2 separate regions of the Homo sapiens genome follow, and region 1 is linked to region 2. Evidence: read pairs that join two places in POLR2A ChIA-PET (ENCODE). Cell type or tissue: PC-3. All regions are shown on one strand.

The links. Peaks named below come from ENCODE experiments on the same cell type or tissue, not always from the same donor. Only the 100,000 strongest peaks of a DNase experiment are listed, where the experiment ranks them.
Region 1: POLR2A ChIA-PET joins it to region 2 with 7 read pairs; 1 of 35 experiments calls an interaction of 5 or more read pairs at or near these places.

Annotation. Positions count from the first base shown.
Region 1 is chr2:108,237,810-108,245,809 of GRCh38, forward strand. SULT1C3 (sulfotransferase family 1C member 3) reads left to right here and starts at 2,159. Exons shown (of 8, transcript NM_001320878.2): 1 at 2,159-2,274. In PC-3, no CTCF peak of the experiment used is centred here; a DNase peak (open chromatin) is centred at 5,992; H3K27ac peaks cover 544 bases.
Region 2 is chr2:108,589,667-108,597,666 of GRCh38, forward strand. All of the region lies in intron 1 of LIMS1 (LIM zinc finger domain containing 1), which reads left to right. Among named protein-coding and RNA genes, the nearest start is that of LIMS1, 59 kb to the left of the region's middle. RefSeq lists an enhancer at 4,230-5,429 and silencers at 4,621-4,710, 4,731-4,780. In PC-3, a CTCF peak has its summit at 7,834 (motif pointing right); DNase peaks (open chromatin) are centred at 4,075, 4,685 and 5,525; H3K4me3 peaks cover 1,710 bases; H3K27ac peaks cover 3,241 bases.

The DNA of each region.
Region 1 (8,000 bases), 350 kb before region 2:
TGCTGATCCTGGTTATATTGATATAAAGATAAATAGTGGGGCTGGGGGCAGTGGCTCATGCCTGTAATCCCAACACATTGGGAGGCCAAGGTGGGTGGATCACAAGCTCAGGAATTTGAGACCAGCCTCGCCAATATGATGAAACTCCATCTCTACTACAAATACAATAATTAGCCAGGTGTGGTGGCATGTGCCTGTAGTCCCAGGTATTCGGGAGGCTGAGGCAGGAGAATCACTTGACCCCAGGAGGTAGAGGCTGCAGTGGGCCAAAATCGCACCACTGCACTTCAGTCTGAGCAACAGAGCAAGACTCAATCTCAAAAAAAAGATTTTTTTTTTTTTCATAAAAAGAAAAAGATAAATAGTGGGCCCTAAACTAGAAATTCTGGCAAGGTGGAAACCTCAGGTACAATTCTAAGCCTTTTGAAGTTGTTAAAATGGAAAAAAGCTAAAATTGACTAAGACCTAACAAAAGATACCACATAGACAGGGGATCAAATTGTCAAATATGTGCAGTGAAAAGAAACCACAGGGAGAGACAAAGAGATGCAAGTAGACCAGGTTCTCTGCCCTTGGATCTTAACACATGCAGTTCTTCCCTCCAAAAGGAGACCAGAGACAGCACAAAACAACAAGCATGCAGAGATGGTTTTGTGACAATTACAGCATCTGTTTAGGCAAGGGGACTCTATCCAAGAAAACCTCCCAGTTCTTCCTACACCAGCCCCTAGGACAATTATCAAAATTGTTATTGGCTTCAGGTCTGTCATGACAGTGTGACCAAATGATCCAATTGGACGGGGACTGTCCTTTTAGCTGGAAAACTCCCACTTCTTACCTTGACAGTCAATGTAATCAACAGAACCTCTTTTCACACTCACATTTTTCCTGTTTTGATATGTTCACCCCTTAAAGAAGGTCTGTAGCAGGAATGGTCATGTTTCACAGTGAGAACATTCTATATCATGCATATGTAATGGAAACTATAAAGGGAGCATTTTAGTCCTCCTCCTCCACCAGGAGTTTTCACAAACAGACCTCATTTAGGTTTTCTGCAAGACATCAGCTCAGCAGCCAAGTGTAATGATGATATGAACCACCACGTGCCGGACATCCTTTGTCCTGGGCACTGTTCTGATGCTCTACATAATTCACGTCACATGATTCCTAAAACCAGGTTGCCAGATAATGGAGAACACAGCCATATGGCTTCAAAGTCATGCCCTAAGGCTCTGTGTTTTAGTGCTCAATCATCAGGAACAAAAGTTCAGAAAGAGATTAAAAAGCAATGACTTTGTCTCAAAAGTATAACTGAAATTGAAGATTAGGAATGGTCTCTGGGAGTCTTGCAAAACAGAGGACAGACAATGTAAATATATGGAATTTTAACAATGAACTCTGTACAATATTTACTTAACTCCAGTATACTGAGTGTTACTATGTATAATAAAAAGAGTAAAATCAATAATTAGATCATCTCAACAGATGGAAATTTTACTAAGCACCAGGTGAGGAGTGCAAGATCAGAAGCTCTGGAGACTGTTCTCCCCTGCCCACACCCACTGACAACCACAGTGTGTCCCACTGCATCCACTAACCCCGACATTCTTGCCCTGAAATACACACACACACACACACACACACACACACACACACACACACAGAGGGGGACATGGAGGTTTCATGGTTTTATTACAGGCCTTGTGGTTTCCTAAAATGAACTTTCTTCTACACCAATTTTAACTACGGATTCAGTAAAGAGGCAATAGAATATATTTTCTACAGGGTCAAAGGGAACAGGATGAAATAATTGTGCAAGTTCCTGTCCTGAGAGCTGGTCTGGGAAGACCTTCAGTATAAATATGGGCTCCCTGGGATAATTAATGAATTATTGGTTTGTATTCCCTCATGTTGGACCTGTTCATTTACATTCTGAGTAGCTGGTATCAAAAAGGGAGCAGCGACCCTCAACTTTGTGGTATCTGCAGAGAGCCAAGCCAGGACTAGATTTGTACCTTGGGGAGTACATCAGGATCCAGTGGAGGCAGAACACAGCAGCAGGTGCAAAGTCCTGCCCTGGCATCAGCCTTACCCCAGGCTGACACACCCACCCCACCCATCCTCCCAGGTTTATAAGCTCTGGACAGTCAGCACCATCCTCACCTGCTGTGCTCTTGCTTGCACAGTGTCCTGGAGCTGGACCTGGCTCTGGGTTTCCAGGAAGCAGTTTGACTAAAGGCAGCAAGCTGCTTCCTCTGCTGCCTGAGATACCAGGTAAGCCTCACCCTCTTAGAGACTCTCATCCTAGTGTCTGACGACCACCAGGCCCTGGAAAAGGGTCGGGATATTCAACCCTTGTTAATCATATAAAAAATAGCTTTGGAGCCTTTAGACTTTGCAGCTCCAAATAAAACTCAGGTAAGTCGTGAACTGAATGCCTCATGCATCTTCAGATGGTATTGGGTCCTGAGGTAACACTGAAGCAGAAGTCTAACTCTATTTAGATATCTTTCCCTGATGGTCTGAAAGAATGAGATGCTAAATGCATTCAATAATTTTGATTTGATCTTTAAATACCTGTAACCCTATTGCAAATAGTAGAGTGAATATAGCAATTCCCATAAGTGTGGTGCAGTAGATAATTTCCATCTAAAATTTTACTTACCAAGATATAGAATTTCCCTTTGGGGGTCTGTGAACTTTCTTAGTTTTATTTTCCCAAACAAAGAAACCTCCAGATTATGGGTGGGCACCCTACTTACTTTTATTACCTGGCAGAATTTGCAGGATCATTGCCCAGAACTAGCATATTGATTCAGATTTTTACATTACCCATCCCTTTTTGTTTCTTCCAAGCTGTAGGAGATACCACTTGATTCACAGGAATAAGCAGGGTTCGTCTAAAATGTAGGCAAAAAGCTTCAAAACAATGAAAGAGACTAGAATTTAATGACAAATATATGATAACATTTGGAACACAATTTCTCTCTCCAGTACTCATTTTTGGTAAAAACAAATTATGATAAGACCATGTGTGCTGTGGGTAGAATACACTATAGTCTTATACTTGGCCTGATTATTTGCATAATGTGCAGCAAGAATGGTTACATCTACATATGCCTTTTGGATTGGCTTTGAAGAAACTGTTCCACAAGGAATTTCAGATAAGACATTTAAAGCCGAGCCCAGCCATGGTTCGTATCCTCCATGAGTTGTGTGAGTCTTTCTCTTGAGTTCCCAAGATCAACATGGAGTTAGTTCCCAGACCTGTTAGAAAGTGACATTCCTGACTGACCAGAGGTTAGGAACCCTGTGCCACACTGTGTAGACAAGGTATGAGGCCAGCTCTCCCCAAGAGGCTTTATTGGCTCTGCGTGTCACGCTTGATTCCTCAAAGGGAAACACACCCTTTCAGTCAAAGCATATGTAAAATAACCAGTTTTTCCAATTGTGTCCTGTTGACAAAGAAAAATGGATTATTGTCACACTGATGCAAACAACTATATTGCCGTAAGTTAAGAGTACTCATAGATAGTCTCCTAATTCTAGAGGAACCAGGCAGAGAAAAATAAACATGCTCCAAATTTGGTTCACAATATGTACCTTACTCAATTATTAAAAGCCATAAATAGTTAAAAATAAGTTTACTTGATGATACAAAATAAAACAAGCATCAGCAATATTCCAAGCAAAAGTTTAAAAGCTTGCTTTAACTTTTTGGGTGCAGTCCACTTAGTTAACTCTTGTCTTGCTTGATATTTAAGGAACAAAGCAAGAAAACAATTGTCTGTGAATGACAAAATTTCCCGGATAGTTACAGTTAAAAACATGACTGGGACAGGTCGTGGTGGCTCATGCCTGTAATCCCAGCACTTTGGGAGGCCCAGGTGGGTGGGTCATGAGGTCAGGAGATTGAGAGCATCCTGGCTAACATGGTGAAACTCCGCCTCTAGTAAAAATACAAAAAATAAGCTGGGCATGATGGCGGGTGCCTGTAGTCCCAGCTACTCAGGAGGCTGAGGCAGGAGAATGGCATGAGCCTGGGAGGTGGAGCTTGGAGTGAGTAGAGATGGCGCCACTGCACTCCAGCCTGGGTGACAAAGTGAGACTCCATCTCAAAAAAAAAAAAAAAAAAATCACTGGAAAACCTGGTTAGTAAGCGATTTTAATTATATACCAGGTGTGGATCCTAGGACCCAGACAGAAACGCAAATAAAGTTTGACTTTTCAGTATCTAACTCCATGTGTCCCAGGCCTTACTTATCTGTAAAGCAGGCAATATACAACCTGGGAACATTTAGCAACCCTGGTATCTAAGTTATATGATTCAGACCACCTATTTGCATTTTGACGACACTTGTATTCTACCAATAATTCTTAAGAGTATTTTTAATTCTTAAAGCCATGTGAACTAAAAACGTATTTGATTTAAGCAATTATTTTTCTTTAAGCCAATCAATTAGAGCTCTTTTTGCAGACATTACACACAAAACATATATAGCAGCACAGACAGAAGATTCAGCACTTGTTAAGATTTTTCATTTGCCAGTTTTTTAATTGGATTACTGGCTTTAGGGTGGAGCCCTTGGAGGAGCAGGGTCAGGTACCATGCATTTTTTAGTGCCTAATAAGCAGACACAGCTGAAGGCAATTAGCCCATCCCCCCATAGAAGTCTTATTTTTTAGTGGAGGGTGGGGATGTTTTCATACCTTTCAGGTGGCCAAGAGCATGCTTCTCTGATTTATTACTACTCCTAGCCGTCCCTTACAGTGTATTTTCTACCTGGTTATTAAACAGCAAATCTCTCTCATAATGTGAAGTAATGTGAAACCCCCAAAACATAAACAGTATATAACACAATACATAACAGAACAGAGTCTTTGATTTTGAGAGGAAACTATCTACTTTTAATTTTGGGGGCTTCGTGGGAAAAACAGAGGGCTTTTTATTTTCCCAAAACAGGGTCTGTGGCACCTCCTCTGTTTTTCCCAAGGAGTCCCATGCTACCAGAAGTTATCTTTGGGCCTCTCATGCATGCATTAGGAGTGGTAAGACAAAAAATAGAGAAAAATAATTCAGTCGACTGAGAGGAAAAAAGGCTTTTTCCAGAAAAACTTTTAAATATACCTATAACTTGAATATCCATTTTTAATTAAGCTGAGCACTCTTTAAGAAAATCCTTTTAAATCCCTTTTTACTCGACTTTAGCCATGCCAAGCAGTTAAGATTTTTGACTTTTCAATTTTACAAAAAGTAACCTTACAGGTGAAACCAATGAGCCTTAATTAGGTTATGATTTAACCGTGAGTGTGCAAGGCATTTTCAAAGGAGGGTAAGCAGCTTTTGAAACTATCATTGCAAAATTGTAACTGAGACAGTGAAAGACATCTGACCCAAACAGCTCCATTTTGTTTCCAGCGCCCGAGCTGTCCTTGCCCATCCCTGGGGACAGGCTTCACCAACTTTGGGAGGAACCTGGTTTACAGTTTATACTTTAAAACAAAGATGGTAACAGCTCCTTCTTAAGATATGTTTCCAGGGCCGGGCGCGGTGGCTCACACCTGTAATCCCAGCACTTTAGGAGGCCGAGGCAGGTGGATCACGAGGTCAGGAGATCGAGACCACCCTGGCTAACACGGTGAAACCCTGTCTCTACTAAAAATACAAAAAATTAGCCGGGAGTGGTGGTGGGTGCCTGTAGTCCCAGCTACTTGGGAGGCTGAGGCAGGAGAACAGCGTGAACCTGGGAGGTGGAGCTTGCAGTGAGCTGAGATTGAGCCACTGCACTCCAGGCTGGGTGACAGAGCAAGACTCTATCTCAAAAAAAAAAAAAAAGATATACTTCCCTCTTGCCTGGGAACAAGACCAAAAAACTAGCCAGAAGTCTTGAAACCATCCCTTAGGAGTCATGCAGCAAGAGACTATGAGATTTTGACCCTCCCTAAACTGCTTTCAAGATCAGTGCTTAAGATATTTTGTAAACTCTACCCTTGATGAATCAGCTAGCACCACCCGATTGACAAACTGGCTTATATGATTTTTTGGCCCTTACTCAGGAACTGACTTAGCACAAGAAGACAGCCACCATTGTAAAAAGGCTGAGAGTAAAGTATATTATTGCCATGTAGTTACAGGTCATGTATCCAGACATGAAACAAGATGGAGGCCTGTGGCCAAGTTTGTTACTATTATGTTGGGCTGGCTTGAACCGCAGACTTGTGGGGTCCTGGGCCTGCATCCTAACCTAAGGTATCTTTTCTTTGACAGAACCATACAGAAAGACATGCAAAGCACACCAAATTGTCTACAGCTTAAGATCAACAAAAATCCTTTTTCATTAATTATAAATTCACAGAGAATATAAACAATGATCCTTATTATCCCCTTTACTGGCTCACACAGGGAGAGAGAAGCCAAAAGCCCAACTGGTAAGAAATTTTTACCCTTTTGCCAGCATATCACACTTCTGGGTTCCCTTCCCCCTAGCTCAACTCTAAGCCAAGCATTTTTAAGTTTGGAAAATTAACTTTTCCCAGGTTAAGGGGACATTATAAAAGAGATAGAACCATTATAAACCATAAAAGAAGAAAAAATACTACAGAAAGGAGTTCCAATTACAGTTGTTATGAGGTATCGCCTCTCTTCCTATTGGGAATGGTGTTTTGCCTATATTTTTGCCTTCCCTATTTTTTTCTTTTCCATTTTGGCACACTATAGGAGACATATTACTTATTTCCAAAATTCTCATCTGCTTGCAGAGCTGCCTATTTTAGCTACAGTTAGGGTTTGGCTTAGGAGCAGCATAACTTTCCTCCATGAGAGGGCAAATAACTGAGTTAAATTTTGGAAAGCTTCTATATAGCTATCAGGGTGGTCAGAAAATCAGCCTAAGTCTGCCTTTACTTGTCTAAAGTCCTGCAATGAGAAGGGAACTTGAAGGCACCCCCAAATAAGGGAATCCTCAGGTGGTTTCCCAGGACCTTGCTTTTCTAATTTTGGGGAATTATTCTCTTTGGGCCTGCCTGATATGATTGCTAAAAGAGCTGGGTTGATTTTGCAACACTTGCAAAGGTCTAGTACAAAGGCCACACTCTTGTGCAAAAGAAAATAAGCCACTTTTTCTTCAAAGTTTCAAGGATGAAGGAGTCCCAGTGCTTCAAAATACACTCCAGGGGAGTGCATGTTGAAGATGATCTGTTACCCATCTAAAAACAGAAGTGAGAATAAAAGTGTCCTTTTAGTCTCCTTCCTTTCGGTATTGTGATCAAGGATGGAGAAGAAAACAGTAGAGGGCATTCCTCAACTATTTTCTGTCTTTGGCTCCTGAATCCTGGCACCCATTTAAATGTGCCACCCATGACTGCAGACATGACCCTATAAGTCATGGCCCCAGAGGAACTAAACTTTTGGGCCTTAGTCATACTGTCCACAGGCAGTCTTAGTCTTCTGCCTTTTATTTCCCTTTGACCTCCTAGACTTGTGTGGCCTGCGTGCCTTCCAAAAAAAAAATGAATTTCAAGAAAAATCACATAATTGGGCAAGGCCCCTTTAAGGGAGGGAGCATGCTAGATTGAACTCTATATCCTGCTATGATGGCCTATGCTAAAGCATTTACCCATAGAAAAAGGGTTCTGGTTAACTTCCAGACTTAGAATCCCTTTACTAATTAAGCACTGTCTGAATAGGAGACAGAATAGGTGCCTTAAAGGAACACGGGAATTGAATGGCCATTTTCTGGCCAATGGGACAATCAAGGAGTAGCTAGGAAGCAGGGTAACACGGTTGTAGTAGCTAGGAAGCAGGGTAACAAGACCCTAGGCTGCACACAACGCGGGGACCCTGGGCCTAGTCCACAAAACCATTTTTTCCTCCCAGGCTTCCGGGCCTGTGATAGGAGAGGCTGCCATGAAGACTCCTGACAAGCCCTGGAGACATTTTTCTCATTGTCTTGGAGATTAACAATCAGCTCCTCATTACTTATGCAAATTTCTGCAGCTGG
Region 2 (8,000 bases):
ACTTTTGCTGCATCCCATAAGTTTTAGTATGTTGTATTTCCATCTTCATTTGTCACAAGATTTTTTTATATATCTCCTTTATTTTCTTCTTTAATTTCCCCTTTAATTTTTTCTTTATCTCGATAGTTGTTTAGGAGCATATTGTTTAATTTCCACATATTTGTTAATTTTCCATGTCCTCCTGTTACTTTAGAAACTATTCTAGTTTCATACCATTGTGATCAGAAAAGATACGTGATGTAATTTCAGCCTTCTTGACCTGTCCTGGAGAATGTTCCATGTGCACTTGAGAAGAATATGTATTCTGTTGCTGTTGGGTGGAATTTCCCCCAGCAGGCCACTCTTAAAGGAACTGTAATGCCTCAGACCTACATTTGGAAAACATTTATTAAGGGGTGATTATTTACCCACAGAAGAATCTTTTGCTTTACTACATGACTTGCCTTATACAGTGGACTTCCTAGAGATTTAAATGTATTTGCAAAAGCATTGATTTTACAGTTAACCTTCAAGAACATTAAGAGTGATACCGATTGCATGTGTAAGGCAGTCTCTTATATAGATGTATGTTGTGTGTATGTACACGTGTGTATATATGTACATTCACATACATAATCAGGAAATAAGGAATAGTTATAATGAACAGGAGAACACAAGTATTTTTCATGGATAAGAAAGAAAACATTAAAAAGAGGATGATCATTTTAATTTGGTCTTTTAGTTGATAAAAAGGGTACATGCTTTTTAGTTTGCAAACAACAAGGCACTTTGCATAGCTGATAGAATGAAAATAGAATAAAATATTCTGAATGAACATAAACACTTGGTGGTAGTTTAAAAAATATACAAAAATAACTAAACATCAGGCCATCACAGGTAGTGTCAAGTTTTTGAGGCTAACCAAAAAGAGCGGGGAACCCCCTTCAATTCTAAGAGACGGCACCATGGAGGTAGTGACTTTTGAGTTGGGCTTTGAAGAATTTGACAAATGATGGAAAAGAGTGTTGTTCTAGGCACAGTTGGCAACAGCTCGAGCAAAGGTTTGCAGGTCAGTGTTACTTCTCTCTTCAGAGTCCTCCATTGCCTTTCCATCTCACCTAGAATAACATCCAGTTTTTATGCTGGGCTGCAAGTGCTTTCTGGATCTACCCCCTGCCCTATTCCTTTCTGTGCTGTGTTTTCCGCTTTAGCCTGGAAGATTTGTTAAACAGGGGCTTTGTTTCCTCTTGTTCACCTCTGTATTCCCAGTGCCCAGAGCAGTAAGTGCTCAGTAAATAAATGTTGAATGAATGAAAGAAATTCAAAAATTATCTACTGTGCTGGAATGTTTGAAGGATAAGAATGGCAGGGAGGGAGGGTGTATGTGGAGTATTGGTCTTGAGGGCAGTGTAAAGTTTGGGGACATTAGGGAAGCATCTGTGATGTTGCAGTGAAGTGTTTGCTAATATTACAGTGTAGAGAATGGATTAGAAGGACTAAAGAGCAAGATAGCAATACCATACGAAAGGATGTGTCAGTGGGTCTTTCATTCAGTTGACATTTGAGTGGTTGCCCCATGCTAAGCACTGTGTTAGGTTCTGGGGACACAAAGGTGACTGAGAAATGGTTTCCATGGGTAATGCCAGATGTGTGAACATCCTGTAGCAAAGGACTGAGCAAATGATGCGGTGGGGCCTGAACCTGGGCGTTGTCAGAGGCGTGGGAAGGAGTCTGAAGTCTCATTGATAGTTTCTTGATGTCAGTAGTTCCGCAAGTTCCCAGAAAAAAGAGGAAGCCTTCAGTGAAACTTTTTTTAAAAAAAAATTGATTGATTGACAAGGTCTTGCTCTGTCACCCAGGCTACAGTACAGTGGCACGATCATGGCTCACTGCAGCCTTGACCTCCTGGGCTCAAGAAATTCTCCTGCTCCCGCCTCCCAAATAGCTGTGACTACAGGCACACACCACCATGCCTGGCTAATTTTTAAAATTTTTATAAAAACAGAGTCTCACTGTGTTGCCCAGGCTTGTCTTGAACTCCTGGCCTCAAGAGATCTTCCTGCCTTGGCCTCTCAACATGCTGAGATTACAGACTTGAGCCACCATGCTTGGCCTTTTAAGGGAACTTTTAAAAATGTTTTTAGTTTTTTTTTTTGTTTTTTTTTTTGAGACAGAGTCTCGCCCTGTCATCCAGGCTGGAGTGCAGTGGCATGATCACAGCTCACTGCAACCTCCGCCTCCCAGGTTCAAGTGATTCTTCTGTCTCAGCCTCCCAAGTAGCTGGAATTACAGGCACGCACCACCATGCCCGGCTAATTTTTGTATCTTTGGTAGAGACGAAGTTTCACCATATTGGCCAGGCTGGTCTCGAACTCCTGACCTCAGGTGATCCACGTGCCTCGGCCTCCCAAAGTGCTTGGATTACAGGTGTGAGCCACCACGCCCAGCCTAGTTTTGTTTTTTTCATGCGGGGACTTACAGTGATTTTAAATTGGGTCTTGCCCAAAAGTTAGCCATATGTTGATTGACCCATTAGTTCCAGGAGAAGGAGGTATACAGGAGCAGTGTTTTAGCTCTGAGTCGGTGTGTCACTTCTGAGGCGCAGTTTGTCAGAACAGTTACAGGATGAAATGTTGATGTCCTGTAGAGTGCTTGATTAAAATAAGTGAAGTGGCAGGTGGGGAGGTATTTTATACCCCAAATGTTGCCACAAATGTATGATAATATTGTTGGGAGAAAAGGATACTTTATCAGCCCAGATGGGACATATAATACAGAATCTAAAAAAATTGAAAAATAACTTATACCAATTTTTGTGTGTGGGAGGGGGGTGTGTGGAGAACAGGCAGAGATTCCCTTATAGGGCTTTAAAATGTGCTATGCTGAAAGAAAGTTTGTTTGCAGCCTGGGAAGACATTTAGACTACCAAGTTCTTCGGGTTCAGCTGTTTATGGTCTTTCTTGTCACTTATTTAACAGTTTCAGACCATAAGGAGCGTATACTTTTCTCACTTGTTCTTTATTCATTGAGCCTATTTATCCTTGAAATACTGTGGTGTAAGTTGAAAGACCTTGGGTTTAAATTTTACTTCTGCCATTTGTGTGATTTTGAACAAATTATTTAATATCTGAGTTGCAGATTCCTCATCTGTAAATGGCAATAGTATTTAATCTGTGAGTAGTGTATGTAAAAGGATCCTAGCTTGATATTTGGTGGGATCTAGGTGAACAACAAATGTTCCCCTTTTTATTGTATTAATAGTAAAATGTATATAACATTCAGTTGTGGAGGACACTTGGGTTGTTTCCATACCTTGGATATTGTGAATAATGCTGCTGTAAACATGGGTGTACACATACCTGTTTGCATCCTTGTTTTCAATTCTTTTGGATATATACCCAGAACTGGAATTGCTGGGTCATGTGGTAATTCTATGTTTAGCTTTTTGAGGGACTTCCAATCATTCTCTGCTTTTGTTTTTTAGTTTACTCTGCATCATTTATGCATATCTCCTTTAAGATCCAGAATTACTAGAGTTCAGGGTTTGAAAGCAACTAAATTCACTTTAGTGCCTGATAGTCTCATGGTTTTTCTCTACTTCCAAACATATCTAAACCTTATCCAAGCCTCCCACTGTGTGACTTCTACTGTGAAAAAAGCCATTCTTCTCTTTCTTTTGCTTTTTTCTTTCTTAAATCTTCTCCCCTTCGATTGCCTTTTCTTTCCCTCACTAATTCTTTCCTTCTCACCGCCTGCCTTCTATAAAGGAATGCTGGGGAAAAGGTCTTGCCGGAGTTACTTCTCCATCCCCACTCTCAAGCCTACCCAGACCTGGAGTTGCTGTCTTTGTGAAAAGGGACATAGACACAGAATGATATCCAGATGCTAGATTACGTCAATTTACAATAAACTTTAATTTAAGCCAGACTTTCAGAACAATTAGCACCTGTATAATACTAAAAAATGCCAAGTATCTGGGAAAGGTTGGGTGGGGAAGGAGAAAATAGTATCATCCATGGGGATGATTCAACTCTTAGGGCTGCCAGCCTAGCACACTGCTAGCAACAGCTGGGAAGAAATCATAAAGTGAATTTTCCACAGATAAACCAGCCAGAAATAACACCAGACTGCCAAGTCAGATGTGATTTCTTAGTCATAAAAGGTACTTTTCATTCCTGTAATCCTGATTGGCCTGGTCAGTAATTAAAAGTCAACATTCAGTTTTATTTTACTTATTTCTAGGACCATTGTAGAATCCTTCAGTCATTACATATCTGGTGAGACCCTAGTGGTAAGTAAAGGATATCCATGCACTTGAGGGGAAGGAAGTGTTCACACATGAAATAGCTAGAATAGTAACAAAGCTCCCTTTAAATTCAGACAATAGCAGTGAGCTACTGGTAACAGCCCAAAGGAGAAAATGAGCAGCAGCCAGAATTTTGAGATTAATTTTAATAATTTATTAATGAATGCACCAGCAGAGAAGAGGTGGGAAGGATATGGTCGACAAGTGGTAGGAGTAAAAAATTCAGCTGTGGGGAAGGGGTAGCTTTTGCTTAGAAAGTTCACCACAGACCCCTGCCCTCTAAGTTATGGTGAATTCTGTGGAAGTGATTAGAGTGGAGAAAAAGGAACAAAGAGGGTTGGAATCCAGACGTTCCATGACTAACCCCAAGATGACTAAACCAGCTACTGAATGCACCCACAGAAAGGGAAGTGACATTTACTGAGAACACATTTAGTGTTGCTGAACGCTTAAAATGCTTTCTTTGTGTTCTCAGTCCTTACCAGTCTGTGAGGGGGGTTTATTTTGTCTACATTACAGATGAAGAATCTCACCTGCAAATGAAGAAAGTTGGCTGGCCGACAGGAGATCGTTTGAAATGAAAGGATTCCAGGGTTTCTTTCTACTGAGCGTATTCAATAAGCAGGGCTTATTATACTATCTAGAATGGTGCTATCCTGTAGAAATACAATGTAAGCAGCATGTGTAGTTTTAAGATTTTCTAGTAGCCATTTAAAACAGGAAAAAAGAGATAGGGAAGATTAATTTTAATAATATGTTTAATTTAACCCAGTATATCAAACTGTCATCATGTCCAAGCTATATACATATCATGTCATCAGCATTTTAAAGTTACCAGGAGAATTCAGTGGGTACTTTAAAGTCCATCTGAATTCAGACTAGCCACATTTCAAGTTGCTACATGTGACTACTGGCTACCAAAGTAGACAGCATAGCTCTAAAAAAAAGGTAGACAGACTCATCCTAAAAAAAAATCGAATGTAGAGGCCCTGCTTTGAAGTCATTGAGAGGAATTATGGTGGGGCAAGAAAGCAGCTTCACCTGAGATGGAAAGCTCTGTGGAAGGAAGGTACCATACATAAAAGCAGGGCTGCTCTTGAAAGAATGTGACCATATCATGCAAGGACATTACTGACTGAAGGGCTATTTATGGAGAGCAGTAAGGTCATACCGACCTTTATCACCACTGCCAGTCGTGACCACAGGAAGGCCCTGTGGTGTTGACTGCTAGATGCTGAACCGTATTTGGGTGGGGGTTGCGAGGATGCTGTGTCTTGGCAAATCTACTAACCATTAGGAGTGGAAACCACAGCCTTTAATGTATGTGTGGATGTCATTCCCAAAGAATCTTTTCTTCCAGTGCCTTTTTCAGATGAGGAGGTGTAATGTGTGCTTGAGGAAGTAAGCATGAACAAACTACCTTATATGGGAATTCCCAGACCTCAGCTCCACCCAGACCAAGATAAATGATGGTTTCAGACTGCTATTCCAGCAAAACAGGGACCATCCTATATTTATAATATTCAGTCATTTCTTCCATGCTTTCTTACTTTAAAAAATGTTCTTGAAATTTTCCCTTGGTCTTCTTTCTTCTTGTGATTCTGCCTACTTTGTTGCCTTTGTCCCACTTAACTATTTTCTTCAGTTTTTCCCATTGTACTTGGTTTATTTTGTTGTTGTTGTTGTTGTTCTGTAGTCAACTGTGTACTAGGAATCAGTGTACCCCCCAGGTCCTGTTCTTGGCTCTCAACTGTGGGACTTTCATTCTGTTCCTTCATCTGAAAAATGAAAAACATTAGAATTAGAGTCCTTTATAATCTTTTAGGGCCCTCATTTTGCAGCTCGTTTGGAGCCTCTTTTTTTTATTGTGGTAAAAAACACATAAAATCTACCACCTTAATCATTTTTAAACTCAACAGTTCAACAGTGTTAAGTACACAAGAAGTTGCACCTATGATAAAATGTGAAATAAGATCTAGAGGCTTGAGGAGAACCTGAGGTTATCTGTGGAGGGTGGAAGGCTTATGCTGAAGTGGCCCCCTGAGAGCAAAGATCAGGAGTAAGGGACGATCTCCTAGTATTCACTTGCAGAAGTGACTTAAAGCTGCTAAAAGGATGTGTGTCAGGGCTTTGGCATTCTGCCGCAGACATAGAAAGACCTGATACTGTTTTGACTTCATGTGTCCCTGTAGCCATTCAGCGGCCAACATTTGTATAGTACTTTATCTTTCTCAGCTTATTTCTAATTAGCGATAATTAATACTCTTAGTATTAATACGAGTTAATTTGTAATTCTTACAAAAGAGTGTGAGATAAATGAGCATGTGCTGTCTTTAATTTCCAAAGGAGGAAATGAAAGGGTCCGTGGAAGATGAGCTGTAGCTGTGGAAGGGGCAGAAAAGCCAGAGGGTGGCTCAGGAGTCTGGTGTTATATATGATAACATTTTAAAAATAAGAGGTGAGGAAAATGGGAGCACACTTTTTGGAAGATTAACATAAATGTAAAATGATTTACAGAACAGATCAATGGAATTCAGTTAGGTCTCAGATTTTACTTTCCCCATTAGGGATGTATGTAAAGAAAGGGCATGTTGGCCGGGCATGGCACACGCCTGTAATCCTAGCACTTTGGGAGGCCAAGATGGGCAGATCACCTGAGGTCAGGAGTTTGAGACCAGCCTGATCAACATGGAGAAACCTCATCTCAACTAAAAATACAAAATTAGCCAGGCGTGGTGGTGCATGCCTGTAATCCCAGCTACTCAGGAGGCTGAAGCAGGAGAATCGCTTGAACCTGGGAGGCAGAGGTTGCTGTGAACCGAGATCACGCCATTGCACAGCCTGGACAACAAGAGCAAAACTCCGTCTCAAAAAAAAATAAAAATAAAAAGGAGGGGGGCATGTTGAGGAAATAGGAACTTGAAGTACTTGGGATGGTTCATTAATTTCCCTACGAAACATCTGTTTTTTTTTTTTTTTTTTTTTTTGAGTCTTGCTCTGTTGCTGAGGTGCAGTGGCATGATCTTGGCTCACTGCAACTTCTGCCTCCTGGGTTCAAACGATTCTCCTGCCTCAGCCTCCCGAGAAGCTGGGATTACAGGCACGTACCACCACACCCAGCTGATTTTTGTATTTTTAGTAGAAGTGGAGTTTCCCCTTGTTGGCCAGGCTGATCTCGAACTCCTGACCTCAGGTGATCTGCCTGCCTCAGCCTCCAAAAGTGCTGAGATTACAGATGTGAGCCACCGTGCTTGGTCAAAACATCTTAATTTGACCTTTTTTTTTATTCACAGACCACTTTGAGACTCAACACTTAACGACATTCATAGAAGAAAATGCACAAAGGCACATGCATAGAAAGTTTTTGTATAACTTCCAGGAATTCATGCCCCCAGTGCAGCCACAGCAACACGTGATTGTAATGATGATTGCATTTCTGAAGACTTTTTAAAAGCATTTTTTTGGATAGAAGAGTTAAAATGTTGTGAATTCTTGATAAATTGAATAAGCAACAAATACACTAGCAGTCACTAGAGGGTGATGTTTTCTAGCATACAACATCAAGTTCTTTCCGGCAGGTTGCCATTGTAGGTTCCTGTGTATGTGCTTGCTTGTACGTATGTCTGTGTGAAAGAGACAGAGGCACACACACAGACTGTCTCTACCTGCATAACTAAAAGAATTTCTTTGTGCATGTTTCTTTTTTCTCCTTTTC